Regions from separate parts of the Mus musculus genome. Here regions 1, 2, 3 and 4 are each linked to region 5. The links are chromatin loops, found by intact Hi-C in ENCODE. Cell type or tissue: heart. All regions are shown on one strand. Links, peaks and the distances in the headings refer to the core of each region. The heading gives the core; the rest is flanking DNA. Region 1 overlaps Epb41l1 (erythrocyte membrane protein band 4.1 like 1). Region 2 holds the start of Gm34111 (a long non-coding RNA gene). Region 3 overlaps Epb41l1 (erythrocyte membrane protein band 4.1 like 1). Region 4 holds the start of Gm33977 (a long non-coding RNA gene). Region 5 overlaps Cnbd2 (cyclic nucleotide binding domain containing 2).

Evidence for each region. Hi-C counts contacts between places; a loop is a spot of excess contacts. Peaks named below come from ENCODE experiments on the same cell type or tissue, not always from the same donor. Only the 100,000 strongest peaks of a DNase experiment are listed, where the experiment ranks them.
Region 1: it touches region 5 in a loop (5-fold over the local background); 5 of 42 quality-filtered maps call a loop at or near these places.
Region 2: it touches region 5 in a loop (2.4-fold over the local background); 3 of 42 quality-filtered maps call a loop at or near these places.
Region 3: it touches region 5 in a loop (8-fold over the local background); 11 of 42 quality-filtered maps call a loop at or near these places.
Region 4: a loop joins it to region 5, with 2.9 times the contacts of the local background. A loop is called at or near these places in 2 of 42 quality-filtered maps.

Annotation. Positions count from the first base shown.
Region 1 is chr2:156,457,866-156,463,983 of GRCm38, forward strand. All of the region lies in intron 2 of Epb41l1 (erythrocyte membrane protein band 4.1 like 1), which reads left to right. Among named protein-coding and RNA genes, the nearest start is that of Gm33977, 38 kb to the right of the region's middle. In heart, for the core only: a CTCF peak has its summit at 2,821; no DNase peak of the experiment used is centred there; H3K27ac peaks cover 565 bases; H3K27me3 peaks cover 336 bases.
Region 2 is chr2:156,703,278-156,709,395 of GRCm38, forward strand. Dlgap4 (DLG associated protein 4) reads left to right here. Exons shown (of 13, transcript NM_146128.6): 4 at 1,133-1,377; 5 at 2,579-2,693; 6 at 3,801-3,851. It overlaps Gm34111 (a long non-coding RNA gene), which reads right to left and starts at 4,724. Exons shown (of 2, transcript XR_375168.1): 1 at 4,693-4,724. In heart, for the core only: no CTCF peak of the experiment used is centred there; a DNase peak (open chromatin) is centred at 2,434; H3K27me3 peaks cover 2,650 bases.
Region 3 is chr2:156,513,009-156,519,126 of GRCm38, forward strand. It overlaps Epb41l1 (erythrocyte membrane protein band 4.1 like 1), which reads left to right. Exons shown (of 25, transcript NM_001368800.1): 15 at 1,020-1,202. Among named protein-coding and RNA genes, the nearest start is that of Gm33977, 17 kb to the left of the region's middle. In heart, for the core only: a CTCF peak has its summit at 2,980; a DNase peak (open chromatin) is centred at 2,963; H3K27me3 peaks cover 380 bases.
Region 4 is chr2:156,494,667-156,500,784 of GRCm38, forward strand. Epb41l1 (erythrocyte membrane protein band 4.1 like 1) reads left to right here. Exons shown (of 25, transcript NM_001368800.1): 4 at 291-455; 5 at 1,194-1,298; 6 at 1,820-1,862; 7 at 4,921-4,996. It overlaps Gm33977 (a long non-coding RNA gene), which reads right to left and starts at 4,127. Exons shown (of 3, transcript XR_375167.4): 1 at 3,732-4,127; 2 at 11-83. In heart, for the core only: a CTCF peak has its summit at 3,480 (motif pointing left); no DNase peak of the experiment used is centred there; H3K27ac peaks cover 1,920 bases; H3K27me3 peaks cover 655 bases.
Region 5 is chr2:156,342,140-156,348,257 of GRCm38, forward strand. The region is part of intron 8 of Cnbd2 (cyclic nucleotide binding domain containing 2); the gene reads left to right. It also overlaps the pseudogene Gm14253. Among named protein-coding and RNA genes, the nearest start is that of Scand1, 32 kb to the left of the region's middle. In heart, for the core only: CTCF peaks have their summits at 2,721 and 2,922; no DNase peak of the experiment used is centred there; H3K27ac peaks cover 647 bases.

The sequences.
Region 1 (6,118 bases), core at 382-5,381, 120 kb after region 5:
AATTTCAGGAGGGGAACTAAGAAAGCAAGAGTTTTGAGTCCAGGGTTCCTTCTTGCTGCCCATTGAAAATATACTTCATGTAACTTGTGTGAGGCTCTGAGTTCAAGCCCCAACATCACACCAGTCCATCAACTAAACCCTAGTCTAGTATATCCCACCATAATATATAGGGCAGTAGTTTAGTATATCCCATCATAGCATTGAAGACAGTAGTCCAGTATATCCCACTGTAGTATTTAAGACAGTAGTCTAGTATATCCCACCACAGAATTTAAGACAATAGTCCAGTATATCCCACCATAGTATATAAGACAGGAGTCCAGTATATCCCACCATAGTATATAAGACAGGAGTCCAGTATATCCCACCATAGTATTTAAGGCAGTAGTACTGTGTAGCAGGCACCTTCATTTTTCTCATCAGTAAATACTCTGGACCATAAATCCTGTAAACCAAGCTCTTAGCCCTGCCTCCATTGTTTTATTCTAGTATAGAAATAATTGAAGAGCCATTCAGATAGGAATCAGCAGGGCTGAGATTTGAACCCAGGCCTCTGTTCCCAAAGTTCCCTCTCCCTTTCTTTCTCTGTCTTTCTGTCTGTCTCTGTCTCTCTTTGTCTCTATCTCCCTCTTTGTCTCTGTGTCTGTCTGTGTCTGTCTGTCTGTCTCTCTCTCTTTGAGACAGGGTTTCTCTGTGTAGCTCCGACTATCCTGGAATTCACTCTGTCAACCAGGCTGGCCTTGAACTTGGATATCTGGTTGTCTCTTCCTCCTGAATGTTGGGATTAAATACGTAACCACTGTCCGGCATTTACCCATTCTTTATAGCTACTATACAGAATTATTAGGCTTGCTGGGTAATTAAACTCTTGACCATGTAAACTTAAACTTGATCCCATAAGCCATAGGGATGACATGATAAACTGGAAGCCCCTGTAGCTAAGGAGGTGAAGTGGCTTAATTTTCAGACTATGTGATGTGTGTCTCTCTTTTTGTCTTTTGATTTTTAAGACAGGGTCTCACTGTGTAGCCCTGTCTGGTCAGAAACTTGCTGTATAGACAAGGATAACCTTGAACTCACAGAGCTCCATCTGCCTGTTGGTATTTAAGGCATGTGCCACTATGCCTGGATGTATCTCAGCATTACTATGGTGTCACACTCATTCTATCTTTGGTTTTTAGTCTTTTCTTCTTGTTCATATTTCTCTATGTAACACTACGTTTTTTCTTTAAATTGAGGCAAAATACACATATCCTAAAATTTACCGTGTGTGTGTGTGTGTGTGTGTGTGTGTGTGTGTGTGTGTGTGTGTACATCTGTGGGCTGGTTGTATGTTTGTTTGTTTGTTTTGTTTTCTCAAGACAGGGATTCTTTGTGTAGCCCTGGCTGTCCTGGAACTCACTCTGTAGACAGACTAGCCTCATACTCAGAGATCTGCCTGCCTCTGCCTCCCAAGTGCTGGGATTAAAGATGTGTGTCACAACAGCCCAGGGTAACCCTTACGTTTTTTAAGCGAACAGTTTAATAATGTTAAGGATGATCTCATTGTGTTCCAGCCACTACCATCCATCCATCCATCTATCCATCCATCCATCCATCCATCCATGATTGTTGGTGTTATTATTATTATCATTATCGAGTGTGTGTGTGTGTTTCTGTGTGTCATAGTGCAGGTGTGTATGTGTGTGTGTGTGTGTGTGTGTGTGTGTGTGTGTGTGTGTGTGTGTGTGCCAGGGCATGCTGGAAATCAGAGGACAGCTTTTGAAGGTTGGTTCTCCTCTTCAACATTGGGATCTAGGGACCAATTTCAGGCCATCAGGTATGAGACTGACTTGCTGAGCCTCCTTGTTGGCTCTCCAGAACTTCTTTATCTTGGAAAAACTGAATCTCCATTCATTAAACAATAACCCCCGATTCCCCGTCTCTTGCAGCCTGTGGCAACTACCACTCTCTTTTCTGCCTGTATGAATTTGACTAACAGCCTCCCGTATGTGGAATCACACAGCACTTGTCTTGTTATGAATGGCTTGTTTCACTTAGCATAATGTTCTTAAGGGTCATTCATGTTCCTTCTGAGGTAGAATAATACTTCATTGTGTGGGCCACATTTTGTTATCAATAGACACCCTTTTCCTTACCTCTTGGCTATTGTGAATAACTGCAGCAGCACTGGCTATAGAACTGTCTTGTTGATGAGGTTTTTTTAAAATCTCTTTTGGATTTATACTCAGAAGTGCATATTTGGTGTGGGCACGTGCATGTTAGTGTGTATGTGTGTGTGTGTCTGTGTAGGGCAAGGGGATAGCCTCTGGCATTTTCTTTCTTTTTTTTTTTTGAGACAGGATCTCTCGTTGCCCTGGGACTTTACTGAATTGGCTAGCCTAGCTGACCAGCATGCTTACAAGGATCTGTCTGTCATCCTCCATCTCACTGTTGCTGGGATTAGAGCATGTGTCCCCAGCTTTTTATGTGGGTTTTAGGGATCCGAATTCAGTCCCTCATACTTTTAAGGCAAGTGCTTGACCAACTGAGCCATCTCCCCTGCCCCATTGGTACTTATTTAAAAGCCGGAGTTTCTTGTGTCTTATCAATAATGTGGTGGGAACTAGGTCAGATATTTGATATATGCTGTCCCGTTCTCGCTCTTTATCAACCGGGTACAGCAGATAAAATCATCCCCAGTTTATGGCTGACAAATGAAAGCTCAGAGAGATTGCTTATTTGCTCAAAGCCGAACAGCTCGGAAGCCTTGAGGCAGAGTTGAGAGCTGGCTGCTGCCCAAGCCTGCTTTTAATTGTCGCGAACTGCTGCCTCCCTGCGGCCTCAGCTCCACCTGTCTGGGCAATTTTCTGCCTCGGTGGTGCTGTTTCTCTTTCCCCGCTCACATCCCCACCATTTTCCTGCCTTTCCTGTGTTCACGTTCACTGGAAACCCTGAACAACTTTCGTGAAAGCCCTTTGACTGCCAGGACGGTTTTGTGTGCTGGAAACCGACAGAGCAAGGCCTGTAATTTGCTTTCTAATCATAGACCTCCAGATTCACAGTGGCTGCCGGGATCTCCTACCACATCATGTGGCCACCAGCTTGTAGATCGTCAAAGAACCAGCCCCTTGGGGCCTGGGACACTGTACTCCTATGAAGAGTCGGGGGAGGGTTCAGCCCACCTGATTGGGGTTCTCCTAGCTCTCAGATTCTTGGCAACAACATAAGATTTTTCTCTTGAAAAATCTGTAGAAATATTCCACAACACTTGCCCTTCTCTGACTTTCAAAACTGTCAGAGCAGAATATCCCAAAGTTTGGGTGATTTTTGTGGATTTCCGCTCATATGAGACAGCCTTAAAATTTGCAGGCTGGCTGGCATCTTTTTTTTTCTTTTTATTGTGGAGAATTCCAAATGTATAGAAAAGTAGAGAGAACAGCATAATGATTTATGAGAAGCCACCATACGCAGCACTTCTAGCCAATGGCATGGAAGCTGGGCTTTCCTGCACTCATAGCTCACTCCGTAGATGCTCAGTAAACCCACACAGAGACTGAGTACACATTTCTTCTCCCACCATTGCATTAAGAGGCGAGGGCCGGTTGATTTTCCAAGAGAGCCAATGGCAAGAACATGTACTCTGGTGTCAGACACAGTTGTTCAGATTCACAGAGCTGAACATCTTCAGGCAAGTTAGTGATCAGTTTTATTGTCTATAAAATGGGTATAGAAATAGAAGTGCTTACTTCGTAGGTGTGGCTGTAGCTGTCTGGGGTTTGTTTTATCTGGAGACTGGGCTTCCTGTACCGCAGGCTGCCTTGGAACTTGCTTATAGCAAGGATGCCCTTGAACTTCTGATCCTCTTGCCTTCGCCTTCTAAAGGCTGGGATTATGAGTATGCACACTATGCTTGGTGTATGCTAGCCTTGAACCCAGGCCTTCAAGCATGGTAGGCAAGCTCTCTGCCAATCGGGCTACATTCCAGCCCTAGCTAATGCATTTTTAAGAGTTTTCTTTTCTTTCTTTTTTCTTTTGGTTTTTCTGAGACAGGGTTTCTCTGTATAGCCCTGGCTGTCCTGGAACTCTTGTTGTTGATGCTTGTTTGGTGTTGGTGTGTGTGTGTTTCTAGGGATCAAACCTGAGATCTTGCGCCTCTAGACAAGTACTCCACCATTGGTCTATAGCCCCAGGTCTATTGCCACTAATGCTTTTTATTGCTGCTTTGAATATTAAAATTCTAGTAGGAAGAATCCATGTGTTTTAAAAGTACAAAAATAAGTTGGAGTCCACTAGAATTGAAACCCTAGGATTTGGCTCCATTTTATGTCACAGTCAGCATTTAGTTGTAGGCTCAAGAAAAGGTCGCCACAGCCAGAGCCCATGCCCCCAATGTGGATGCTGGGAGCAGGCCCAGCATGGGGGCCACGCAGGCTGGCTCCGCCTCTTTGCTTTGCTTCCATCTGCCCCCTGAGGGTACAGTGACCCCCATGAGAGGGACAGGCCCAGCTGGAAGAGCCCAGAGGTGGTGAGCAGCGACACTGCGGGATGTCTTGTTGCTAGGAGACCCGAGGAGGCAGCAGGACCCATTGCCAGAAGAGGGAGGGGATGATGGTGGGTTGATGTAGGGATGCAGGGCATGTGACCCCAGATGGACTTTTGTGGGGTTCTGGAAGGAGATGGTGGTGCAGCTATTGGGATCCTTGCCAGGAAGGGAGGAGAGGTCGGAGCAGAGACTCTGGAGAACCCGACTCTTTCTGTAGACCAGGACAAGCTGTTCAGTTCTTCCTGCTTGCTGCATGTCAAAATCAGACCAGCATTGGTGTCCCGATTCATTGTGTGGCTCTGGAAAGTTATGTGGCTGCTGTGCTTGCTGGGCCCCTGTCAGCTTCTTCATCTGCAGGATGGGCCCTATCCACTGCACGACGTGGTTTCAGATGTGACCTACAGGGAGCAAGAGCAAGTGCAGACGTGGCTTTGGCATCATGCCAGCATTTCTTATCATTGATTTTTTTTCCTTTGCTGTACAGCGAAGGAACTGGAGTCCCTCTAACCAGGCTGGATTCATGGGTGTGGAGCCTGGAGCGGACTTCCAGCATGTTCCTGTGTTAGAAGATGATGGGGACCTGCTAGCTGGGCTCTCAGCTAGTAACACTCCAGGGAGTGGCTGAGAAGGGCAGCAAAGTTCAAAAGCAGAGAGGGGCTGCATCAGGGGCTCTGTTGAGATTCCAGGAAGGACTTTGAATAGCTCTAGCCAGAAGCTTAGTGTGAGTGGCTAGAGATGATGGTGCAGTCCTACTAATATAAATAGTATTTGTCCACATGTATGTCACAGAATAAAAAAACCCCAAACAAGCAAAATGAAATGATCCCATTGGGATGAAAAAAAAAACCAAACAACAAGCTCTGGAAACATTACAAAGTTATGTATTTAAAACACAAGTGCCAGGTGGTGATGCTACACGCAAGCCCTTGATCCCAGCACTTGGAAGGCAGAGGCAGAAGTACGTTTCTTTCCGTTCAAGGTCTGCTTGGGCTACAGAGCCAGTTCCAGGATGGCCAGGGCTACACAGAAAAACCTTGTCTTAAAAATCAAACCAAACCAAGAAACCAACCAAGCAAACAGAAGGCAGGAGGAGCAGAGTTTGGTCCCAGAGCCATGTTTGTTGTTGTTGTTGTTGTTGTTTCTAAAGCTAGGTGTGGTGACATGTGCCTGTAATTCCAGCACTGAAGGCCCAGAGATCCTTGGGGCTTGCTGGCCAACCAGTCTAGTCTATTAGGAATTCTCAGGCCATTGAGAGACCTGGTCTCCACACACGCATAATGTTTGCACATAGACAATATATATATATACACATAGACAATATATATATATATAATATATATATATATATATGTACACACACATATACATGCACATATGATTTAGTGTGTGTGCGTGTGTACCCACAGATGCCAGGAGGGACCACTGGATCCCCTAGAGCTGGAGTTTCCAGTTGTTGAGCTGCCTGATGTGGGGGCTGGGGGCTGAACTCAGGTCCTCTGGAAGAACAGCACCCACACTTAACCAATGAGCCATCTCTCCGGCCCGAAATGATTTTCTAGTTGAATGTGATGGTTCAGGTTTGTGATCCCAGTT
Region 2 (6,118 bases), core at 391-5,390, 360 kb after region 5:
GGCTGGGGTGTGAGGGAAGGCTGAGTTTGAGGAGTAGGTCCTCAACAGGAGGTAGCCACAAGTATCAAAGGTACAAGAAGGGTGTGGTACCATCCCGTCATACTGATCAGGGAGTATGTGCTTGAATCCCCGATGGAGGGCTTGTGTGCCCAGAAACCTGCAGACCTGCATTCTTTGGGAAGAGAGCAGCTTCCCCCTGTGTGGTGGCAGTCTTATGACGTAGTGTTAGTGCCCAGGCGCAGTGGCGGCGCAGGGGCATTCCACGTGGGTCATCTCTGTTGGAAGGGTATGATGAGGCCCCTAGTGTGTCCTTGAGAAGGTGTGAAGCATGCTGGGAGTGCCTGCTGAAGAGCATGGGAGAGCAGGCCAGGCGTGTGCCTGCTCCAGTGTGCTGAGATGCACACAGGACATGGGTCCAGCTTCTGAAGCATGTAAATGCCACGATGTGCCCAACGTGACCATGTATCCAAGAGTGAGTCGAGAGACGGGAGTGTAGACTGCACATCCTACTACCCCAGAGCAGCTGACAGTGACAGACGTGGAAGAGCCACTTGGAACAGGATGACCAGCTGTGCACAGCACTCCCCTCTGTCACGGATGGGTCTAGAACAAAGATCGTGGATTCTGGGGCAACACGTTGATGTACTAGGGGGGGTCTCTGATCCCCATCCAGGGACCTCTAATGGCCATTGTAGATCCAGGCTCAGGTTCCAGATCTTGGGGTCTGTTTGTGGGAGAGTTCTTTCCTTTGGAACCCTCTCACTATGGGCTCCTGTTCCATCCCCTGGAGTGTCATGAGAGGAGATGGGGCACAAGGAGTGCCGGGTAAGTGTAGCTGCAGAGAAACCACAGTGATCACAGGAGTGGGGAGTTTGGCTGGAACGAACCCAGCTTGAAAGGAAATGGACTTGGGTAAGGCCAGGCACTCAAGCTGTGACAAAGAGGCCTCTAGAACTCAGGTAATCTTCCTGGCCCAGGGCTTGCTGATGCTGGGTGATCAAGGACAAAAAGCCAGCAGAGAAGGCTCAAAGTGAAAATGGAGGGGTCTGCGAGACTCTATTCTCTGAGTGACTGGCTGGAAACCTGGCTGGCTGCTAGGTCCCATCTGAATCCCTGTCTTCGGATATTCCAGGTGCCCGGCGGAGGGGGAGAGTGGAGCACCACGCTGCTATCCCCTCGAGACATGGATAGCACCGCTGAGGGGCCCATCCCGTGCCGGCGCATGCGCAGTGGCAGCTATATCAAGGCCATGGGCGATGAAGACAGTGATGAGTCTGGGGGTGGTAGCCCCAAACCTTCACCCAAGACTGCAGCGCGGCGTCAGAGCTACCTGAGGGCTACGCAGCAGTCCCTGGGAGAGCAGAGCAACCCTCGACGGTGAGTTCCAGTCTAGAATGACAGCCCCGCTAGAGCCCCACCCCTTCGTGTACGTCACGCCCCTTGAGTTGAACCCTGTAAAAGCCACCACTTTAACTTAATGGGAGCCTGTCCTGACAGTATTTCCACCCGAGGAAGGTCTCAGAACTTGCAGTCCTAACCTTAGATCAGCTGTGTCCCTTAGGTGAGCCTCACACTGCATGCCCTGTGTCTCGGGAGCCTCGCCTTCCTTCACTTTGGCCACCCTAGCAGAACCCTGGCCTGCTGATGGACCCTGTTTCTCGGCTCTCATGCAAGTCCTAGTGACTATCCCCCTATAAGAGTTTTCTCATGCTTAGGTTAGCCCTGCCTGCTAACAACTTGTCTCCCAAACAGCCCACTTACAGTTAAGCCCTGCTCATAGTGGTAATTTGGGGAACTGGTTTAGCTAAATTCTGCCGCAGGAGCCATGTGCATAGGTGAGTTGCCCCAGGGTCCGTTACCCTTCATGACAGGTGAGAGTAATGGTAATGATTGCTGTCCGTTGACCCTGGCCTTGCTGGCTACTGTGCTTGGCCTGCATCTGCAGCCTGAAGTCCTTACCCGAGGGCTAGCAATGTGTCACCCCCATTCCGTAAATAAGGACCATGAAGTGGGAGCAAGAGGTGGTGACTCGCTAGGCACTCTACAGAAAGCTGGAGGCTAATCCAAGCCCTATATCAGGAGCCCAAACTGACCTAGAATAAGGCTGGGGAGGTCCAGGGGTAGGTAATATGAGAAAGACTGAGAAACTAGGTCCTCAGGGCAAGCAGCAGGTCCGTATCTGGATGTCACAGTGGCCCCTGAGGACCTTCGGGCATTTTCCAGTAAATACCAAGGCTATTGGCCTCAACCCACCTCTGTCTAGTCTCTGGAATTACCTCTGATTTTCAGTTTTGTAAGCGGCTGACTAGGTTGCATGGCCTCCAGTTTAAAACAGGCAAATGCAAGCATATGCTGCCACCTTGAGGCCACAGTGGGCATGACAGGCGAAGGCTGTCTGCCACTGATTTATTTTATTAGGTCTCCCAAAGGTGGAAGTTCTCCCTTTGCTTGGAGCCCCCCACCTTGCCCAGGCTGGCAGCGCTTCCACTTGCCCTCAGCAGTTGAATAGTCTTGGACAGTCTTCTCCATCCTGGCCTCGGTTCCCAGGCTGAGCCCTGTCTACCCCTTTCCCTGCCAGGAGTTTGGACCGCTTGGATTCAGTGGACATGCTGCTGCCTTCCAAGTGCCCCAGCTGGGAAGACGACTACAACCCCATCAGTGACAGCCTCAATGACTCCAGCTGTATCAGCCAGGTGAGGGTGACTGGGGGGGACAGAGGGATCGGTGCGGTGCATCGCTGTCTGTCCAGAGCTCTGTTCAGCTGCTGCCTCCACGTCTCAGATGTTCCCTCTGAGAGGCGTTTCCTGGTCACCCTGCATACAGCAGTCCCTGATGCTGCTCCCAGGCCCCCGTTAACCTACCACTCCCTGGTCCCTGGAATCAGATTAGCTCACTGATGCCTGTGCCATGCTTCCTCCTGAGGCCAGGGTTTCCCTACACACTCGTGCTCCCTGTAGGTTCATCATCTGGGCAGGCAGAGGCTCATTAGGTGTTTTCTCAGTAGACGTGTCATGTGTAGGCTCACCCATCTCACCAGCTCTCTCCTGTCTTACTGTGTCTGTCCCCTCCAGTCAGTCAGTCAGTCAGTCAGTCAGTCAGTCAGTGTCTCTGTCTCCTTCCCTCCCTTCCTCCTCTTCCTCCTCCTCCTCCTTCTTTTCTCTCTCTGTCTCTCTCTCTCTCTCTGTCTGTCTCTCTCTCTCCCACCCTCCCTTCTTCCCTCGCTCCCTCTCTGCCCTTTTCTCCCCTTGTTCACTACATTTTCCACAGGTCTTCTGTGTGCCTCCATCTCCATAGCTGTCCTTCACATACTCTATCTCCATCCCTGCCTGCCCCAGGTACCCAGAATGTCTTTGCCCTTATACAGAAAGGCATCTGGAATCTGCCGTGTTGGGGGTCCCCCCACAGACTTCACCCACTGTTCCTTTTCCAGCCCAAGTTCCCATCTAATCCAGGGTTCCTTTCCCCAAAATTTTACCCCTAAAAGGTTGACTGTCTCAAGCTGCCATAGGTGACCCTAAAGTTGCCTACTGTCCAGGAAAAGGTGGTCCTGGGTACCGTCTCTGACCTGTGTTTCTGACTGGGCTGCCAGCCCAAGAGAAAAGAAGTAGGCAAAGCACCCGTGTGTCAGGAAGGGTGCAGAGGACATGTCCTCCATACCGCCAGCCCTGGAAGGAGCTTCCGTCCCTGAGGAAGCCAGGCAAAACTCCTTCAAAACAGAATCCATCCAGGGTAAGGAAGCATCCTGAGTAGCCTGCACTAGGCCTGGCCCTCCTGTAAACTGCACCCTCTCTCTCCTACAGGTTTTTGGACAGGCTTCCCTGATCCCCCAGTTGTTTGGCCATGATCAACAGGTCAGTATGTTCGCCAGTGTTGATCCCCAAACCAGAGTACAGGGCTGGGTCCTAAGCCTTCAGAGGAGGGGTCCAGGTACTCAGCCTGGGTTCAGTCCAAGCAGAGCTGTGTTAGCCAGCAGCCCACCCCCATCCCCGCGTGAGGATGGAGGTGAGGTGACATCATCATGTCCTGACCTGAGCTATCGCTTCACTGTGTCTTACTTTGTTCTTACAACTGGAAAGCACAGTGAGGCTCTGTGGATGGACAAGAAGTCGCTGCAGGGCAGTGGAGCAGAAGCAGGGCAGTGGAGGAGAACCATGAGGTCTCCTGCCTCCCCGAGTCAGGCCAGGGGAACTGGTTGGTCTGTCGCACCCAAGCTGGTTTGCAGTGAGAATGGTGATGGACTGTCTCCCTGAGGAACCACCCACCCACCCTCTGCCTCTCTCTCCCTGCGTGAGACCAGGAAGGCTTCTGTTTAGACAGGTTAGAGGCTTGGAGACATTCTCTAACAGGTTCAGGTCCCTGGGTTTTCCTCTTTCCAGAGTCCCAGTGACCCTTTAAGGATGTGGGGTGTTGGCGTGAATATGGAAGCTTTTAACTCTATAAAAGTTGGTAGTGTGATGCCAGTGTGGCTGTGGCTGTCTCTGTGTCTGTCTGAATTATACTTCTTCTGGACACCCGTGCCTGGAGTGGGCCCTCGCCTCTCAGCTCCAAGGCCAGAAAAGGGGCAGGAAATGTGCAGTTGACCCAATTTAAACTTACCCCCCCCCCCCGATCTCAGTTAGGGTTTTACTGCTGTGAACAGACACCATGACCAAGGCAACTCATACAGACAACATTTAATTGGGGCTGGCTTACAGATTCAGAGGTTCAGTCCATCATCCAGGCAGGATCATGGCAGCATCCAGGCAGGCATGGTATAGGAGGAGCTGAGAGTCTACATCTTCATCTGAAGGCTGCAAAGAGAAGACTGGCTCCCACATGATTAGGAGGAGGGTCTTAAAGCCCATGCCCACAGTGACACACTTCCTCCAACAAGACTACCCCTCCAAATAGTGCCACCCCCTGGACCAAGCATACTCAAACCATCACATCCCCTGTCTAGCTTAGGAATGAATGAGACTCAGACCATGGTTATTTTCTTTGGCTTCGACAGTTACTGGGGGGTTACAATACACAGCAACAGACCAAACCTCAACAGAAATGTACCCAGAACCCAGCCTTTCATCTTGGTCAGGGGTGGGCATGTCTCCCAAGGCACAGAACACAGGGTGGCAAAGCTAGTGCTGGCTGTCTCCTAATTCCCACCATGGTATTGCTGTGCCCCTCCCCATGTTGCAGAACGGTGCGTTTACTCTGTAAGGAGTGCCCTGTAGGCCAGGCAGATCTCTATCCTGCAGCTCCCATGGGTGTATGGAAACATGTTGACATTAACAAGCACAGAAGCACCTGTGCATAGGAAGCCCTCAGGGAGACGCACACGGACTACCTGACACCTCCTATCAGTTTGGGAGGTGTCTGCACAAACATTTATAAGTACTTGTTCATTGCACACAGCTTCCTGCATTATCAGGTGTGTGTGACCAGTGAGTCTTTCCTGGACTCCGTTGTGACCAGGTGATGAGTTCACTTGTGTGATCTTGGTTTTGTTTGGAGACAGGGTCTCATATCCCAGACTGGCCTTAACCTTCCTATGCAGCCTTAAGATCCTGATCCCCCTGCCTCTACATCCCAAGCTCCGAGATGGGCAACTATACCCAGCCCTCATTTAGTTTTGATGGCACTTTGAAATTAATACTGTTATCAGCCCCATTTTATAGATGGAAAACTGAGGCACAGAGTAGATGATTTGCCCACATTCATACTGTAAGGGAGACAATGGGCCCACAGTTGAAACCTGGGCGGTCTGCTTCAGAGCTCTGTTCCTATGGTGCGGACCCAAAGCAAGACCTTGTTGCCCTGGGCAGTCACAGAGACTCAAAAATTCCTTAGTTTTCAGCTTTCAAAGGTAACATTATGCTTTAATGTCCTCTGTAGATGTATTTTGGGTATGCTATGTGGCCTGATTTTTATCTTAACAGATTGTCCAGTGGAACTCCCTGCAGTGATAGCTAATGGTCTACAACCCATGCCTGCCCATGTGGCTTTTGACCCAGTGAAATATGACTAGTATGTCTACCAAACTTTATTCAATTCTAGTTGATTTAAACCTAAATGGCATGGTCATGTGTGTCTCATAGCTACCATGGCAGCACAGGCTCAAACCTTTCCAAACACCTTCTCA
Region 3 (6,118 bases), core at 388-5,387, 170 kb after region 5:
CAGCCTTACCCAAGAGCAAGATTATCTCCCAGGTGGCTCCTCTCAAATAGCCTTACAGATAGCCCCTAGGCTCCCCGCCCACTTCTCTCTGTCCCAGATGATGTCCCAAGCAGATGGCCAGCATGGGCAGCTGTCTGTGGCTCATCCTCCCAGGGCCCAAGCACACTGCTCCATCTGTAACACTGGCATGAACTCGTACACACCGGGCACTCCAGCTCTACCTGACTTCTTCGTGTGCTAGGCCTTGAAACTCACCTCTCTTCTTCCTAGTCTCAGGTTTCTCGCCCCCACAAAAGCTTCACTTCCACCCTAGCTTCCTGGTCTCTCTGACGGTGTCTGACTTCTCCTACTCTTAGAGAGTCAGTACTCAGAAGGCATCCGAAAGGTTCTGGGATAGAGAAGGCAGCAGCTCACGGCAGGCAGTGCTGCACGATCTTTCTCTGGTCCTGAGTAAGGGAACGGGGCCCAGTTTTCTAAGTGATCCAGCTTAGGCACTTTTTTCTCCCATGCCTCCATGGAGCCTGAGCGGTTGGATGGGGGCTCAAGGGAGCCCAGACTGAGCACACTATTAAGTGATCCTAGTCTTGACCAGAGGTAGGAGCCACGATTCAAGAGGGTTCCGGGAAGCCAGCGAGCCAGTGCGGCTCAGTGAACAGAGCAGGGACGTCTCACCTTGGAACACACAGCCTGCTGTGCCTGGATCATAAACAGGAAAGTCTGTGCCTGACTCTGTCTGTGCTCAGAACACAATGGGTGCTCACCGAGACTTGAGGGCTCCGTGGAGTTGAATGTTCTTGGGTAAGGGAGGCAGGGGAAGAGAGGGCACGACACCATCCAGTCACCCCATGCCCCTGGTCAGGACACCCCGTGGAGTTCATTGTCTTTGCTTCCTTGACTCCTGGGACTGTTATGAGGGGGACAGTGTAGGGAGGGGTAGTGGAGGGTGGTGATCCCAGTCTTCCTGTGTCTTCTGCCCACAGTAGGTCATCTTATACCTCTCCCTCTTCTCTCATGCCTAGTTCCTGGACAAGCCAGAGGATGTCTTGTTGAAGCACCAGGCCAGCATCAATGAACTCAAGAGGACCCTGAAGGAGCCCAACAGCAAACTGATCCACCGGGATCGAGACTGGGATCGGGAGCGCAGGCTGCCCTCGTCGCCTGCCTCCCCCTCCCCCAAGGGCACCCCGGAAAAAGCCAGTGAGGTAGGTACCATGCTGTGGCCCTTGATGGGACTGTGAGTAAAGAGACACAGAGTTGGGTGGGGCAGGGGCTAAGTACATATTTACATTTATCCTCCACACAAATAATGTGTCTCCTAGTTGCTTACAGACATGAGGGATGGGGAGGCAGGTTAGGCTGAGAAAGTCAAACCCACTAACCCCTGAGTCCCATGGACCATCTTAAAACATGAAAAACTCCAAAAAATGCATGGTAGCTTGTTTGTGTTCCCCTTCAGTCAAGCAAAGGAAACTGGGGAAAGGGTGCTTGCTAGAAACTCCGAGACCCCCTGTGGGACCCACTGAATCAGAGTTCCAGGGAACCAGCCTTTTAAACAAGTGCCCCAGGCAAGTCTCTTGCAAATTCAACTTTAAGAATCCTGGAAGCTCTACCCAGGAGCCAGACCCTTGGGGGCTTATGTGAGAGTGCAGGGAGAACACGGTCCCTCTTGGGAGGATCCTCAAGTCTCACCAAGGTGGTAAGTCCACTGCACAAACCCAACGCTCCTGAGACTGTCTCAGGACCCTGTGTGTCCTGCCTCCAGGGTGGAAATCAGGGGGCTATTTTCTTAATTGAGAAAGATGAAGACAGGCTTTGGGGAAATCCCATATCTATACCCCAAGTTATTGTATCGGCACTTGTGGAATCCTGGCAGGATTTACCCATTTCAATGTATTCGTCTTCTCGCTCAAGCTGCCGCTCACCGCTCACCAGATTGATCGTGTTCTAGACTTAAGCTCCTGGTTCCATTACCTGAGGGCTGAGGGCTCTGAGCTTGTTACTTAATCTCTCCAAGGCCCTGTTAGGTGAATAAGGATGTTTACAAAGGTCAGATGAAATAATGCCCGGAGAGGGACCGCATGGCCACTGTGTTGCCTGATATGGAAAACTTGGTCTTCCTTATGGAGTCCCAGGACTGTGCCTTGCAGAACTCCAAATCAAAGCTGGAAGGACGCTGGGAACCCTCTGTTTAAAGACTGCCTTTTACTGAGATCCAGAGAGACAAAGACCAACTCGGCACGAAAGATGCGTTTGCTGTGTTCCATGAGTCATTGTGCTTGCTTGTCTTTAATTCACAGCTGGCTTGAGGCAAGGCCAGATCGTGTGCAGAGCGGGCGAAGAGCCAGCTGTGTACCTGCTTTCTCTCCAGTGCTTTGAAAATTGGTGATGCAGTCATGATTTAGTTCATAGAGCGTTTGATTGAACTGGTACCCGCCATGGTCTGAGCTCACCAGATAACAGAGAGCTTTCTTGTGAGGCATAAAACTAACCCAGCTGGGATTCCATAGCTGCCAATATCAATATCACACAGTCAGGGTTGCTTTGGGGGCCTTGAAGCCTGATACTCTAGAAAGGAGGCAAGTTTCTGCACCTACTAGCAGAGGTGACAGACTTAAACATTATGACACCGTGTTGTCAAATATGCATGTCTTGATTGACATTTGTAGTTACCCAGGATGCACATGGTCCCCAGGCTGTAGATTAGACCAGCCCCTTTTCTGAGGGCTTCTGAGGTCCCAGCACAACCAAGACTCAGACTGGTGCACAGCACTCTCCTCTAGACCGCTCATTCCCTCGGGAAAGACTTGGACAGGGTGACTTCTAACATTCCTGAGACGGGCTAGGTCTTGGCCTGGATGCAACTGAAGTGTGATGGAGAAGCTACCCAAAGGGTGAGATGCCCGCAGAGAAAGAATGGGCAGAATGAATGTTGGTGAGCTAGGACCAGAGTTAAGGGGTGTGCCCCACCTGCTGGTGACAACTGGAACTGCTGACAGAGGGACCGGTTCCAGCCACCACCTCCTTAGCCCTGAAAACTGTAGTCGGTACTCATGAGGAGTACAGGAGCCCACCTTGGAGTTATGGACCATTTAGAGCTGGCTTTTAGGGCCTTGGCATTTATGGGTTCTTGAGGATTTGCAAAATAGGGAGGAGTCATAGACAAGAACTTCACTCTGTCCTCCGGTAGGTGATGTTACCTCTGTGAGTCTCGTTGCATAGGTGATCTTAAAGGGGACCAGAGTGTCATCCCATTGGGAGGTCATTGGCAAGGCTAACTGAACAATGAAGGTGGGAGTTCAGTGTCCCCTAAGAAGTGTTGACAGTTATGGGACACTGCTGAAGGTGACTGGATCCCTGGCCCAATATGGCTCTCTAGAGGACCCTGCAAGGACATGCCACCAGAACTCCCAGAGACATCTCTAAGCTTGCTGGGTCCCACCCAAGCCAAGGGGAAAAGCAGCAGGAACTTGAACTGTTCCCATTGGTCAAACCCAGGTAGTTTGAAAGCCAATTAAGGGGTGGTGGTGGTGGTGTGGATGTGTGTAGCACTGTGCACACCTCTGTGTGTGTAGGGGGGTAGTGGTGTGTGTGTGTGCATTACTAGGCACACCTCTGTGGGGGGGGCATCTTCCTTAGTCACTCTCTACCATTTTTAAAATCATCTTTATTTATGTGTGTGTTTATCTACAGTGTGTGTATGTATGTATGTTTGTGTGTGTATGTATATGTATGTGTTTATCTACAGTGTGTGTATGTATGTATGTTTGTGTGTGTATGTATATGTATGTGTTTATCTACAGTGTGTGTATGTGTGTATGTGTGTGTGTGTATGCATGCAGTGCATGTGTCTGTGTGGGGTATGTATGTATGTTTGTGTGTGTATGTGTATGTATGTATGTATGTGTGTGTGTGTATGTGTGCATGCATGTGTCTGTGTGGGGTATGTATGGCGGTCAGAGGACAACTTTGCAGAGTCTCTCCTTCGTCCCTGGGGCCCTGGGGATTGAACTTTGGCTTTCAGGCTTGGCAACAGCACTGTCACCCATTGAGCCATCTCACCAGCTCCTCTACTTTATTTTTTGAGATAAGCCTCTCATGGAACTCGGAGCTCACTGATTCAACTAGGCTGGCTGGCCAGTGAGCTCCGGGCATCTGCCTGGCACCTCCTCCCCAGAGCTGGGACCACACCTGGCTTTTTTTCATAGGTTCTGGGGATCTGAACCCAAATCCTCCTGCCTGTCTGAGGATTTTACTAATTATGGCATCTCCTCAGCTTCTCAAAGACAACTTTTAAAAAATATGACTGTGACCCCCACTATAAGTTCGAATCATAGCCTGAGCCATGACACCTCCGGCAGGCTTGAAGTCAGAGTCTAATGATGGTATTCTAAACTCCCTCAAGTGTTAGTGAGAATGGGGTTCTGGCCAGAAGGCACAGGATTGCCTTGCTGTTGTTATCTGTCTTTTCCCTCAGAATGGCTCCTTCCTGACTGACCCTATGAACTAACATGTTAATATGGGGCTTACAAAGCTGGACTATTTACAGACTATGTGTGTCTCTCCTGCTCGCTCTCTCTCTCTCTCTCTCTCTCTCTCTCTCTCTCTCTCTCTCTCTCTCTCTCTCTCTCTCTCCTTTTCCTCTGGCCTGGGCCTCCCCTGCAGGCCCAGAGGATCCACGACACTTCTCAGCAGGACTTGGTCCCTGGAACAGCAGCAGGCTTGGAAGTGTTCACTCAGAAAAGCCTCGCAGCGTCTCCTGAGGTTACTGTCTTCACTCTCCCACACCCCTTGCCCCTGGGCCTCCAGCCCATCCCTGTCTACCCTCCAGGATCTTAAGAAAACCCTTTCCCTGGGGTTGTGGGGAACAGGCCAGACTCTGCTGTGGAGAGGATAGCAAAGGTGGTCCACATTGTCCCTGTCTTATAAATGGCAAGTGTCCCCACCCCAGGGATCCACGAAGGGCCAGCCCCTCCCTCATCCATTATGTACCAGTAAGGACAGGATTGCTGCTACTCCCAGAAGACAGAAAAACTGGTTCCCTCTAGTTCCAAGGGGGCAAAGGCATGATCCTTTCCGGATGCAGGCTCTAACTAACATTAAGCTTGGGATTAGGTGTCTTGACCCTTGACCGTGACTTGCCCTGAGCTCTTGTCTGTGTTTAGAAGCCTGATTATAGTCTATGGGTTAGGGCACAGTCTCCTTCTTTTCTCTCCTTCCAGCCATCTAAACTCATCGGACATTGGCAAAAGTACATGTCTTCCTTCCAAAAGCATCCTTGAGTTTGTAGAGAGGCAAGCCTTCTAAGTGAGGAGGGCATTGCTTCTGGGTCCAGATGAGCACCAGGTCAAAGGCTCTTGGGGTTTTCTGTGGCCCTGTGTGGATGCTGGGTCTGGATCCCTACATCCCATAATCTGTTGGCCGTGGGAGTCTACTGATAGGAAAACATCCTTCATGTAGCCTCTGTGCCCCATCTGTCGGTGTGGCTTCTGAGGATATAGACGCTATTCCTCCCACAGAGAAAACTTCTGTAGCAGACGTGAGTTTGCTGTGAATGTAGGAAGGAGATGAGCAAGCTCCAGACAAGGGAGAATACAGCCTGCAACTCTCCCTGAAGTCTTCTTCATGTAAAAATAAAAACAAACCACTCAGTGTCGTCTCCTGAGAGCAGTGAGACAGTGAGGCAGCAGCATCCCAGCGTTAGGGACATGGTGTCGGGAGATGCTCTGGTGTCGGGAGATGCTCTTAGAAACAAGGACAGTAGGGTATAGGGGACTTTCGGGATAGCATTTGAAATGTATATAAAGAAAATATCTAATAAAAATAAAATAAGAAAAAAAAAAGAAACAAGGACAGTGCCTTGTGGGGTCTGAGCCAAGTGTGCACCTTTCTCCAGTGACCTGCCACATCAGCCTTACTGTCTCATCTACAGTCATCAGGACCTCCCTGCCTTCCTACCCCCTCCCCCACCCCCTCCTTCTGTCTTATCCCTCCTTCCACAGGGCCTTCCCATGTTGCCCTGGCTGGACTCAAATGCGTGGTCCTCCTGCTTTGGGCTCCCAAGTGCTGAGCATGAAGTTTTCTGTGAAGTCTGTCTTGATCAGGGCTTCTTCTTGCTACC
Region 4 (6,118 bases), core at 701-5,700, 150 kb after region 5:
AGTCACTCACTGTTCTAGGGAGAGGGACAAGGCAGTTCTCTGGGCTGCTTCTATCTGCAGAGGCTGTCCACGGTAGCAGTAGCCTGCAGGAAGACACAAACTCACGTGAGCTGAGGCTCATGTGGAAACCTCAAATCCCTACCATTATACACCAACCCGTTTACAAACCCTGGTCACCCTGAGGCTCTTAGAAGGTGGCATGTCTTATTTTAGGGGCATCTTGGCCTCAGCCACCCTGTTACTCCTGCTGTTTCAAGTTCTCTGACTTCTTTCCTTGCTTGGCCCCACAGAGCCTGGATATGGACGATAAGGATTACAGTGAGGCCGATGGCCTGTCGGAGAGGACCACGCCCAGTAAGGCCCAGAAGTCACCTCAGAAGATTGCCAAGAAGTTCAAGAGTGCCATATGCCGCGTCACCCTGCTCGATGCTTCTGAGTATGAGTGTGAAGTGGAGGTAGGGGACGCCCAGCGCCATATGCCCTGCCCCAGGCCGGCTGGCCCCAGTACCATATGCCCTGGCCCAGGCTGGCTGGCCCCAGCGCCAGGCTAGCTCCTGTGTGTCCTGAGTCCAAGCCAAACCACAGGAGGACCCACTGTGATGTCCGGAGTGATGGCTTGGCCTGGTACTCCCTGGTACAGATGGTGACACCGAGGTCCAGAAAGGGTCATTACTATTGCAGACCAAATTAAGACTCAGCACGGACTGGCATCAGGAAAAGGTGTCTCGGGGTATCCGTGCCTTGGTAAAAATGTCCCCATTTAAGAACTGATATGCAGGGTTGACCACAAAATAATCCCACTGTGATTCCTAGTTCCACTCTATCTCCTGCAACCCCCACTCCCATCCCCTGGCTCTGGCTCGCATCTTTTGAGGGCATCTTCTCTTTTTCTCCCACAAGTCATAGAACTTTGGTTTTCAGCTGCTTCTCTTGGTTTCTGTTAAGCAGAAATCTCCAGCATGCTTTCAGGCAGGTCCATAGTCTAGGAAGACCCTGGCAGGGCTTGTAAGAGAGACCTAGATGCAGTGGGCATTATAGACCCAGAGAGGGGAGCCTGTGGCAGGAGTGCTGAGGTCCTGCCCTGCTGAGGGGAGGCTTGTGGGAACTCTTCCTGTGTGCACTGGGACCTGGGTCAGCTCCCAGCCCCAACAACAGGTCCACCGGCCTCACAAAAACTCTTCTTTCTCCCTCAGAAGCACGGCCGGGGCCAGGTGCTGTTTGACCTGGTCTGTGAGCACCTTAACCTCCTGGAGAAGGACTACTTCGGTCTGACCTACTGTGATGCTGACAGCCAGAAGGTGCCCAGCTGGGGAGGCAGGGTGTGGCGGGTGGGCAGGGAGAATTCTGCAGTCCTGACCATAGCCTCCAGCTTCCCACAGACTTTCAGTAGGCATCTCCTGTTTCTAAGTTAGCAGCCCTAACCGCTCACAGGTCTCTGGCCCCTGCCCCTAGTCTTTTCTAAGGAATTCCCAAATGTGTAGTGGGAGAGCTATGATGTAGATGCAAGGGCTCCCTGAATAACAGAGCGGTCCCTATCCAGTGTCTTCTTCCCACCCGAGGGGGTGCTGCCTGTCTTTCCTGCTAGTTACAGCCACAATACTTGGTCACTGTGGCCATCTTAGGGCAAGCCCAGCCCCAGTACCATGTCCAAACCCTGCTGGGAATCCAGGCCTCATTCCCTAATGCCAGGTAAATGGATCCAGGCAAGGATGTCCCCATGAGAGTCTGTGGCTGGCTACTTCTGGATAGTCGTCTCTCCTAGTTCCACCCTGCCCACTCCTGCATCTTGCTTCTAAAGGACAAATCTATTCTCTTCCAGAATTGGCTGGACCCCTCCAAGGAAATCAAGAAGCAGATCCGGAGTGAGTGTTTGCTTGTGGTTGGCGTGTGAGGATGGGTGGGCAGGGCTGGCTCCAGTGCTCCCACCGACTTTGGGATGTGCTCCTGGGTCTCCTCTGCCATTCATGGCTGGTCTAAGTGAAGGCAGTACAGGAACGATGTAGAATTACGTTAGAGGTTATAAGTCTGAGGCCCAGAGAATAGAAGCAATGGTGAGAGCCACACAGCAGATTAGTAAAGAAACCTTAAATGCATCCAGGAAATCAGCCCTGCGGAGTCTTCCAGAAAGAGGGGACAAACAGATGACCTGGATACAGTTAGCCTTCTGTCCAGGGACTGTGGAGTAACTAACAGCCCTCCACTCAGGTCCATAGAGTGGCAGCTACTTACACAAGGTCACAGAGCCAAGTGCTGGCTCAGCCCATCTTGAGCCCTGGCTTTTGTCTTGTTCTCGTTTCAATGCCTCTGGAGGAGGGAGATGAGCAGGTTGGCAGCCTGTCTTTTCTGGCCCCAAGAGAAGGAGCGTGTTGGGAAGGGTGAGAAGGCTTTCAAATAGTGGAGGGAGGAGGTGGGTAGCCTTAGCAAATGGACCTGCAGTAGGTGGAGACCTGGGGCCTCCATCCCAGGCCCCACACCTTGGATATGCTTGGCCTCTTCAGGGTTGGACTCCCTGGTCTCCTGGCTGAGAAGCTGTAGCTGAGTCTGTTGCTATGACAGCAGGTAGCTGGCCCTTGGAAGCCAGCTGACTCTACAGGACGGGACTTGAGGAGCTTTTCCTGTAGATTCCTGACAGTTGGAGACAAAGAGGCAGGCACATAGGCAAAGCATGTTTCTGTAGGTCAGCAGGCTTTTAGGTCTGAATTTTAGGTTGTCTTCTAGTAGTGCCAGCCCTGCTGGGAGGCCAGCCTTTCATGCTTTGAAAGAATTGGAACGGATGCAGGCAGCCAAGTGTGTAGAGTTAATAAAGACTAGTAGCCTGGAAAAGAGAGGCAGGCCGGCCCAGTGACAGTGCCCTAGGGTCACTGCCCAGAGCAAGCCTGGAGGTCCTGCCCACCTGTCTTGACACATGGACATGGTCCTGTGACAGCTCAAGCCACGGCCTTCTCACCCTGTAGCCTCCATCCTTAGAAGTGCCTACTCTAGAGGACAGGGGAATTGCCTTAATAGGTAAAGTGCTTGCTGCTTAAGCATGTGGCCCCAAGCTCAGATTCTCAGCCCTGTGGTAAAGCTAGTAGGACCGCACACATTTGTAACATGGTGGGTTCCAGGGCTTGCTGTCCAGCCAGTCTAGCCACAGTGATAAGCTGCGAGGTCAGTGAGGAAGTAGTATCAGAGAATTAGCTGAAAGTGGGTGAGCCAGCACTCATGCAATTCAAGGGGCACTAACTGGAGTCTGTGTCTAAGGAAAAGAGGGAGGACTTAAGGGTGAGAGGGAAGTATGTAGGCTGTGAGGGGGAGTGGGGATGCGTGTGATCAAGATACATTGTGCATTTGTATGACCCTGTCAAGAGTAAGTAGTGCTGGAGAGACAGGTCAGTGGTTAAAAGCACTTGCTGCTCTTGCACAGGACCTGGGGAAGCTGCCCAGCACACACCAGCTGTAACTCTAGTTCCAGGGGGGAATCTGGTGCCCTCTTCTGGCATCTGCATGCACTGCATGCACATGGCGCACTTGATACACAGGCAAAACTCTTTTATGTGTCGAATAAAAACCAAATAAATCTTCAAAAATAATAATAGCGAGATAGAAAGGTAGACAAAGGAAGACGTCCCACATCAACCTCTGATCTCCATAATCCATGAACAAGGTCAACACACACACACACACACACACACCCCTCCTCTATTAGAGCTATGCCTCTGTGCCCATCTCTGAAATGGCCACCTACTCACCCCAGTCCTGTCCTTTGGTACCCCAGGGGAGCAGTTTTGCCTCCTTTCTGTAGCTGGTCACTTCCCCTCACCCTTGATGGTGGTGGCTTCATGAGCCCTGGTATCCAGGGCTTCTGAGGTAGCTATCCTTCCCTCAAGCCTCGTTGCCTGTCACCTAAGACACCTTGAGCCATGCCTCTGAGGCTCTGCTTCTTCTCAGCAAGTGGACTAGCCCTTCCGGCCTCAGCTGGAGTGACAGGAAAGTGACACACACTTAGACATGACCAGGCATAGCTGCCGTGTGCATTTCAGAACTGTCCTGTGTCTCAGTCTCCTCACTGTAAAGTGGGGTGGTGGTAGCAGAGCTTTGGGCTTGCTCTGAGGAGGAAATGAAGTGTCATATATACGACAGACACAGCAGCACCTGCCCGGGTACACTCAGTGTACACTGGCTCTGTACTCTTTGCTGTCACTGCCGTCCTTCCTGAGTCAGAGCCTGTGTCCCTGGAGGCCTTTTCTAAGGAGTCTTTGTGACTGAGCTCTGGGGTCAGGTGACCAGAGTTTGGAAACCTGCTCTCTGTAACCAATTAGCTGACTGGTCTTTAGAATCTTTGTCTGTGGAAAGGAAGTAGAGGTGGGAAGGCAGCTTCCCGGCAGAGTACTTGCCTGGCAGGCTCAAGGCCCTGGTTTGGTCCTGAGTGCTGAAAAGAAAACCTGCGGCAAAACAGAACAGCAACAAAATTAGCCAACCATCCAATCAGCAAAAACCGCACTCTTAGGGTGATGATGTTGCCTGGGTCTCCATGTTCTCATCTGCTAACAGTGCTTTGGTGAAGGGGTTTCTTTTTATCTTCTTTCCCATTATTAACGCAGCATGCACGCTCGCACGCGCGTGCACACGCACGCGCACGCACACACACACACACACACACACACACACACGAAGGTCAGAGGATGCTCCAGGAGTTTCTCTTTTCACTGTGGGTTCCGGAGACTGAACTCAGGTCATCAAGCCTGGGTGACAGGCACTTTTCCCCACTGAGCCACCTCACTGGCCTACTCCCAAGTCTGTTAGCCTGGGCCTCAGTTTCCCTGTCTATCAAATGGAAATGATGTTCCAGGAGCAGGAAATCCATGAGAGATTGCTCACAGGCTAGGGCATCTAGACGTTGATGAGTCCTCTCTGATGTCTCCTGCCTTTCCCTCTTAGGTAGCCCCTGGAACTTTGCCTTCACAGTCAAGTTCTACCCTCCTGACCCAGCTCAGCTGACAGAAGACATCACAAGGTGAGGACTGTGAGGAGAGGGGTAGTGTGCTGGTCCTGTGGAACTGTGAGCGGGGCCAGGCATGCTGGCCCCGGGAGACAAAGGCTGTATGTGTTAGAGTAGCGAATGCAGAGGGGTCCCTGGGATCCGTGTGCCTTTAGAAGGACAGATGTATCTAAATGCCGTGTGACTGACAGAATGGTTCATCAGATAAAGGCTCTTGTCCACAAGCCTGGCACCTTGAGTCCAGTCCAAGGAAGCCATAAGAAAAGCAATTCCAAAGCCATCAACTAAGATGGTTGCTGTCAGGCTCTGAGAACTCTCTAACCTGTGGGGACTGGGCCTGAAAGCTGAGTGAAGTTAAATATTGTAGATATTTATGTTTGAAAAGCCATACATTTTAAATCTTGACAGCCAATATGAACTTTTTGTAAATCCAGTGGGAACCCTCCCTGGGCCAGGCGACCTGGCAGGTCTGATGTTCTGGGTGGAGCGCCAGTGTGTGTGTTGAGAAGGAGGGGTGACAGGCTTGGCATGTGGCAGTTAGATGTCCTCTTGTGCAGATCAGGCATGTGGAGGTGAGAGGGAACACACGAGCCCCATGGAGGCTGCCTCGGCTACTGCGGTGAGTTTGGGCCACAGAGGTTCAAGTGGCCTGAGAATTGGCAGTGAGGACCGAGCGTCCCTCTGGGTGGAGCATGCATGGGCTCACCCTGCCTCTGGAAAGCAGGACAGGAAGAAGCCCCCTGTCTTTACGTCCTGTCAGAGACAGGGCCTCAGCATTCACATGATGTCTTGGTCTGGCACCATTCACACCGTGGGCCTTGCACTCTCAAAGTAAACGGAGGACTTGGAGCTTTTCGCAGTGGGAGGAGCCGCTAAGCTGCCCTGGCTCACTCCCACTGGGCCCTTTTCTTTCCTCTCTGTTCTCTTTTGTTGGGGTGCTAGGGATTGGACCCAGGGCCTTGTGCATTTTAGACAAGCACTGTATACAAGCTATATCTCCGGCCCTCTTTTTATTTAAAAAATTAATTATTTTAGTCTTATTTTACTAATACTTAGGTGTCAGTGTGAGGTGTGTGTAGGTGCCTGTAAAGGCTAGAAGTAGGTGTCAGATCTCCTGGGTCTAGCATTTCAGGCAAT
Region 5 (6,118 bases), core at 514-5,513:
CTGTTAAATACGGAAGAACCATATCCTCACCTTTTTTTTTCTAATAGCCTAAGATGAAATTTATAGAAATTGTATTTCTATCACAAAATAAACCACAATTTGTGTGTTCTGGGGCCACTGTGAGGTAAAACAGTCACCTGATGTTTGCACAGTGGAGCTGTTAACTGAGGGATTTAACAGGCCTCCCAGGTAGACGGTGCATATGCCATGGACACACTGGTCATGGCTCATGTCCCAGGCATGACAGAAAAGGGTGGCAAGAAATAGATTCGTGGTACTCAGAAAGGTGCACAACTTCAGGCTTACGATCTGTGCGCTTCTAAAGCTTCCCAGTTAATATTCACACTTAGGAAGACTATGGGTAGCTATAACCACAGATGAGTTCGTTTAGGTTTCACAACTCCCGTCTCATTTTGGCCTCACACTAGCCTCCCAGAGGTTGGTAGGGCACTCGCTCTCTTCTGACAGAGAATAACCAAGGTACAAGAATATGGCTGTCTACGGTCATGGAGTGGAAGGGAGGGGGCAAGGTTCAACCCAGCTCTGTCTGACTCCAAAGCTCTTCTAGAGAACTGGGACTGAAGTTGACCGGCCAGTTCCTTACACTGCACATCACCAAAGACATTTGGTGCATTTTGGCCAACCTTATGCTGGTCCAGGGTATGAACGGAGGCAAAGATGGGGAAGGCTCATTTTCTCCGTCTCGTCCACTGGACCTGCAGCATAGTCAAAGCTGACAATGCCAAGTGCCAGGGATATTTATAAGTGGTTTCCAGGGACTGGGAGGACTGCTGCAAGGCTGGAGGCTTTGAAGGAACTTCCTGAAGGAGCCGAGAGGAAGATGAGACCCGTAGATCCAAGGTATACACAGGACTGACATGCTCTGGAATTGGCTTGTGTGGGCATCCCCAGCTGAGTGTTACATATCAGCCATTTTATGAGTTGGTAACACAATACTTTTTTTTGTTGTTTAACTTATAACTTTGTTGATAATAATCACATGTAAAGATATTTTAGAACACTCATATAGGAGACACGGGATAACAATGGGAGCTCTTTGGGATTCATGTAACTCCTGCAGGCAACTCTAGAGGCTTTCTCAGTCAAGAGCAGAGGCCCAAAACTGGCCAGATTCATTTTGTGGAACCAACCGCACGCCGTGCACTGACTTCCTGTCCGAGCCTTGAGTTTACTGTGGAAGATAGTGACAGAGAGCCTCAGTATGCTGCAGTGCCACAACATGAAACCAACCCATTTGTCGTCCTCAAGCAGACAGTGTCACCGCAGGATAGGGGACCAAGTGCGGTTGCTTGCCTCTGGGAGGAGTGCTCCCTGAGCCTGCCTTTGGAGCAGGAAAAGACATAAAAGCTCATCTCAATGGGGACTAGAAAATCAGGATGAGGGAGGGTGAGACCCCCAGGAGCTCACTGTAAATTGGAAGTATAACTGGATCGCAACTGACACTTCCTCCCCCACTCCCCTCCGCTTCTGAGCTGCAGCCATGATGTAACAACAGACAGATTTGGGAAAGGGACTCCAGAAAACATTTCCATTCCGTTGTGACTTCACAAACATCAAATGGAAATGACAGAGACCCCTCCCACCAGTGGAGTGATTAAGAAAAGGGCGGGACAGGACACTTAATGAATACTAATTAAATGCATACTATTTCAAGTGTCTGCTGCATACCAAGTGGTCATCCTCTGAAGACCCGGTAGGAAAACGCTTGCTCGACAGGGCAGAGAGTGTGAGAGGAGACAAATGAACCAGATCTTTTGGAGATCAATAGGGGGAGGTCAAAACAGGCCGGTGGGCCGGGTGTGGTGGCGCACGCCTTTAATCCCAGCACTCCGAAGGCAGAGGCAGGCGGATTTCTGAGTTTGAGGCCAGCCTGGTCTACAAAGTGAGTTCCAGGACAGCCAGGGCTACACAGAGAAACACTGCCTCAAAAACAAAACAAACAAACAAAAAAACCCGAAAAACAAACAAAAAACAAAAAACAAACAAACAAAAAAAAAACCAGGCCGGTGGGACAAACCAGGAATTCCTGAGCTTGGAAAGTTCTCTTGCCTAAAATCTAAAAAATGATTCGTGCCTTCAGTAACCTGGGGCCATGGTGTTCTATGAGGAAAAAATCAAATACAAAAAGGATCTTGGGGCCAGCAATATGATTCAGTGAGCAAAGGAGCTTGCCGCCAAGCCTGATGACCTGAGTTCAATCCCTGGGATTCATTGACACGGTGGATGTTGAGAACCAATCCCAAGCTGTCCTCTGGCCTCCACATCCATGCTGTGGCATGAGGCCCTCTCAAGAGGAAGCCTCATGTGAGACTGAGAGATGGCTTTTGGGATTTTTTTAAAACTCACTAGGGAATTTCTAATAAGTGTGCGTATTTTATTCAATATGAGTAGTGTTGGCACCCCCTATTTTTGTCATGCCAAGGATTGAACCACGGGTGTATTTACCACTGAGATACACCCCCATGCCCCCTTAAAAGATAGTTTATATTAATTATACATTTTCTAACATCTGCCAGTCTTATTTTGGAGACAGGGCATCTATTTGTAGCCCAAGGTGGCCTTGAACTCTTCATCCTCCTGTCTCCACTGTTGAGAATTCCTATGCCCCATGCGGGGGCCTAATGCACCCCTTATGTGGTAACATTTGTGTGCCTGGGGAAAGTGCACGTTTCTCCATTGTTAAACTTATCAGCACCACTGGGGGGAGTGTTGTTCTTCCCGGGCCAGGCCCCTCTCCCAAAGGGATTAAGGCTGGCTATCACCAGAGCAAAAGGGGATTTATCTCAGGCCTGTTAGTTAAGTAGGTAGCAGATTGGTGGAGGGCTGGAGGGGTGGGGAAAGCTGCCGAGGCAGATTCTGAACTGCAAATGCCCGATACTCAGGCGAAGGAGGAAGCCACTCTCACAGCCCTTGCCCACAGTAAACAAGCAGCTAACCAGCACTTCCCAGCCTGTGGGAACCAGCACATCCACCAGTGGGACCCAAAGAGCCCCAGCACCTTTGCTGCAAGAGCAGGAATTGAAATGATTGGCTTCCGGACTCTACAGGTTCGGGGGACTGACTATGCTAAACTTCATGTTCTCTGCCTCAGGCTTGGAAGGCTGAGGTTACAGGACCACCCAGGGCCACTGGAATGGCTTTCATTCTGTTCTCACCTCCATTATTCATCTGTAAAATGGGACCACTCACGGCCGGGCGTGGTGGCACACGCCTTTAATCTCAGGCACTCGGGAGGCAGAGGCAGGCAGAACTCTGAGTTCAGCCTGGTCTACAGAGTGAGTTTCAGGATAGCCAGGTCTACACAGAGAAACCCTGTCTGGTTAAAACAAAACAAAACAAAACAAAACAAAAACAAACAAACAAAAAATGGGACCACTCATTCAAAAAGTCTTGCAATAGTTTAATGTTCAAAATCTTTTTTTTTTTTTTAATTTTAAAGAAGGTGTGTGAGCCGGGCATGGTGGTGCACGCCTTTAATCCCAGCACTCGGGAGGCAGAGGCAGGCAGATTTCTGAGTTCGAGGCCAGCCTGGTCTATAGAGTGAGTTCCAGGACAGCCAGGGCTACACAGAGAAACCCTGCCTCGAAAAACCAAAAAAAGAAAAAAAAAAAAAAAAAAACAGAAGGTGTGTTAGAGAGATGGTTCGGCTATTAAGAACATGTACTGTTCTTATGAAGGCTACCAACCACCTGTAACTCCAGCTCCAGGGTATGTGATACATTCTTCTAGCCTCAGATGGCAACTGAATTCACACACAAACACACACACACTCACACACACACACCTTTGCACAAGTGCATCTGTGTGCAATCAAAAAATAATAAGTCTTTTAAAAAAATAACTTTTTTTAAAGCATCCTTGGTTAATGTTCATCTGCCACCCCAGGGCTTCTAAACAGGGCCCAGCCCAGCCGGCAGCCATAGTTGGGAGCTCATGAGACACAAGTTCTGTCAGGTACAGTGGCCGCTCTATGTAATCCTACCATCCGGAGGTAGACACAGGGGTTCAGCGTCATCCTTAGCTATCTAGGGAGTTGGGAGTCATCGTTGGCTATGAGACATGGCCTCAAAAAACAAAACAAAACAAAACAAAACAAAACAAAACAAAACAAAACAAAAACAAAAACAAAAAACCCCAATAAATCAGAGTCTCATCCAGGTGCAGTGGTGTATGTCTGTGCTCTTGCAGTCCAAGCACCTGAGACACTGACATCAGAAGATTGATTCAAAACTGAGGCCAGCCTGGGCTATATAGCGCATTCCAGGACACCCTCCTGGTGTTGGACAGCCTATGGGTATTGGCAAGTATCAACCTAGTGTGATATATAATAACTGTACTGTCCTAAAGCCACCCAGTTCCACCTATGCCTACCCCACCTTCCAGCCAGAATCATAGGTCTGTTTTTTTGTTTTTGTTTTTTTTTTTTTTGGTTTTGGTTTTGGGTTTTTTTTTGTTTTTGTTTTTTCTTTTCTTTTCTTTTCTTTTTTTTTGTTTTTGGAATTCTCGTTCCTTTATTTTTTGATAAACTGCTAGTAAGCTCCCATTAGAAGATCTTTAACATTATACCAAGTTGTCTTGGTCTTCTGATCATATATACACACACACATATATATATGCATCTTTTTTCAAGTAAAGAAATGTTTAACAGATGTAAACTATTTATTGAATATTTGCCACCAAATATTGTTAAATACATTATCTTGCAGCATATCACTTTCAAGTTAAAATGTCAGAAACAAACACCAATATTTACAGTTCTTGTAAGGAATGTTATATAATGACACATTAAGGCGTAAATTCTTTTGGCTTATAATTCTTAAAAGAATGATAATAGCAAAAGTGATGCAAAATCTTCAGTGTGAGATTATGATTAAGCTACATTTTACAAAAATATGGTGTAAGATGGCAATAATCCCATTCAACATCCTGGATTAGGTCCCTCGGGAGGGACTGATAATTTATACAGTCAAACTTTAAAATTTACAGATAAATGCAGTTTAATACTGCCACTGAGAAGTACATCTCTTAACATATACAACTTTCAGGCCACAGTTTTGAAGGTCTGAAGTATCAAGTTGGTTTGATGAATTAGCCGGTTGGCACTTATGAACACATTTATTGCCTTGCCATCTTTAAAATAAGTCTTTAGAGTGTCACTGAAACTTTTGGAGTATTTTACAAATTCTTTCTTTTGGTGTTCAAGTGCCCTGCGGTTCTGGTACTGATATTTTTTGAAGACATTATTCACTGTATCAAGTAGTTCTTTTATTGCACTAGCTATATCCTTGATTGTCTGCAGAAACCTCACTCTGTCATTGATCTCATCGGGAATCTTACTGAGAATCTGTTTAAGTGCCCGTGCCTTTTCATTTAGGTCCTGGAATTCTGGCTCTGGCCGCTCAATCATGTACTCTTCTACGTCATCAGCTGCCATACGAAGGAGGGACTCAGTGAAGTTAACTTCTACACTTTTTTTCTCTAATATTTTCATAATGATGTCTTGTGTGAGGCCTGGATTTTCCTTTTCAGCCTTAATGAAAGCGGCTCTCAGAGTCTGAGCTGCAGACAAATTTACTCGTTCTAGCTCATTAAACACAGGATACATGACTGCATAGAGAGGCATAGAAACCATGGAAGTGATCTCAGCTTCATTCTTCATCTCTTCCATTGTCATCCTCATTCAAAAGCCAACTACAGTAGAAAAAGCAATGCTAAAATGCAGAGGAATCTTCATTCACTGCCGAATTTCTTCCCTTTTTTATGTGTATGTGATAAAGACTGGTACACAAAGAAGAACAGCAATCGGCAACTGAGGCACGGACTTCACTTCCCACCTTTGGAGCCCTCTTCAACTCCCGGATCAATTCACTCAGGCGACGCCGGAAGGACCCCTGTTTTTGTTTTTTCAAGACAGGGTTTCTCTGTGTAGCCCTGGTTGTCCTAGAACTCACTCTGTAGACCTGTATGTATGTATGTATGTATGTATATATATATATATATATATATATATTGCAAATTCTCAGACCCAAGAGCTATTAAATCCAAAAGTCCAGGAGGGAGGGCTTGTTAACAAAGCTCCAAGAATTCTGAAGCACAC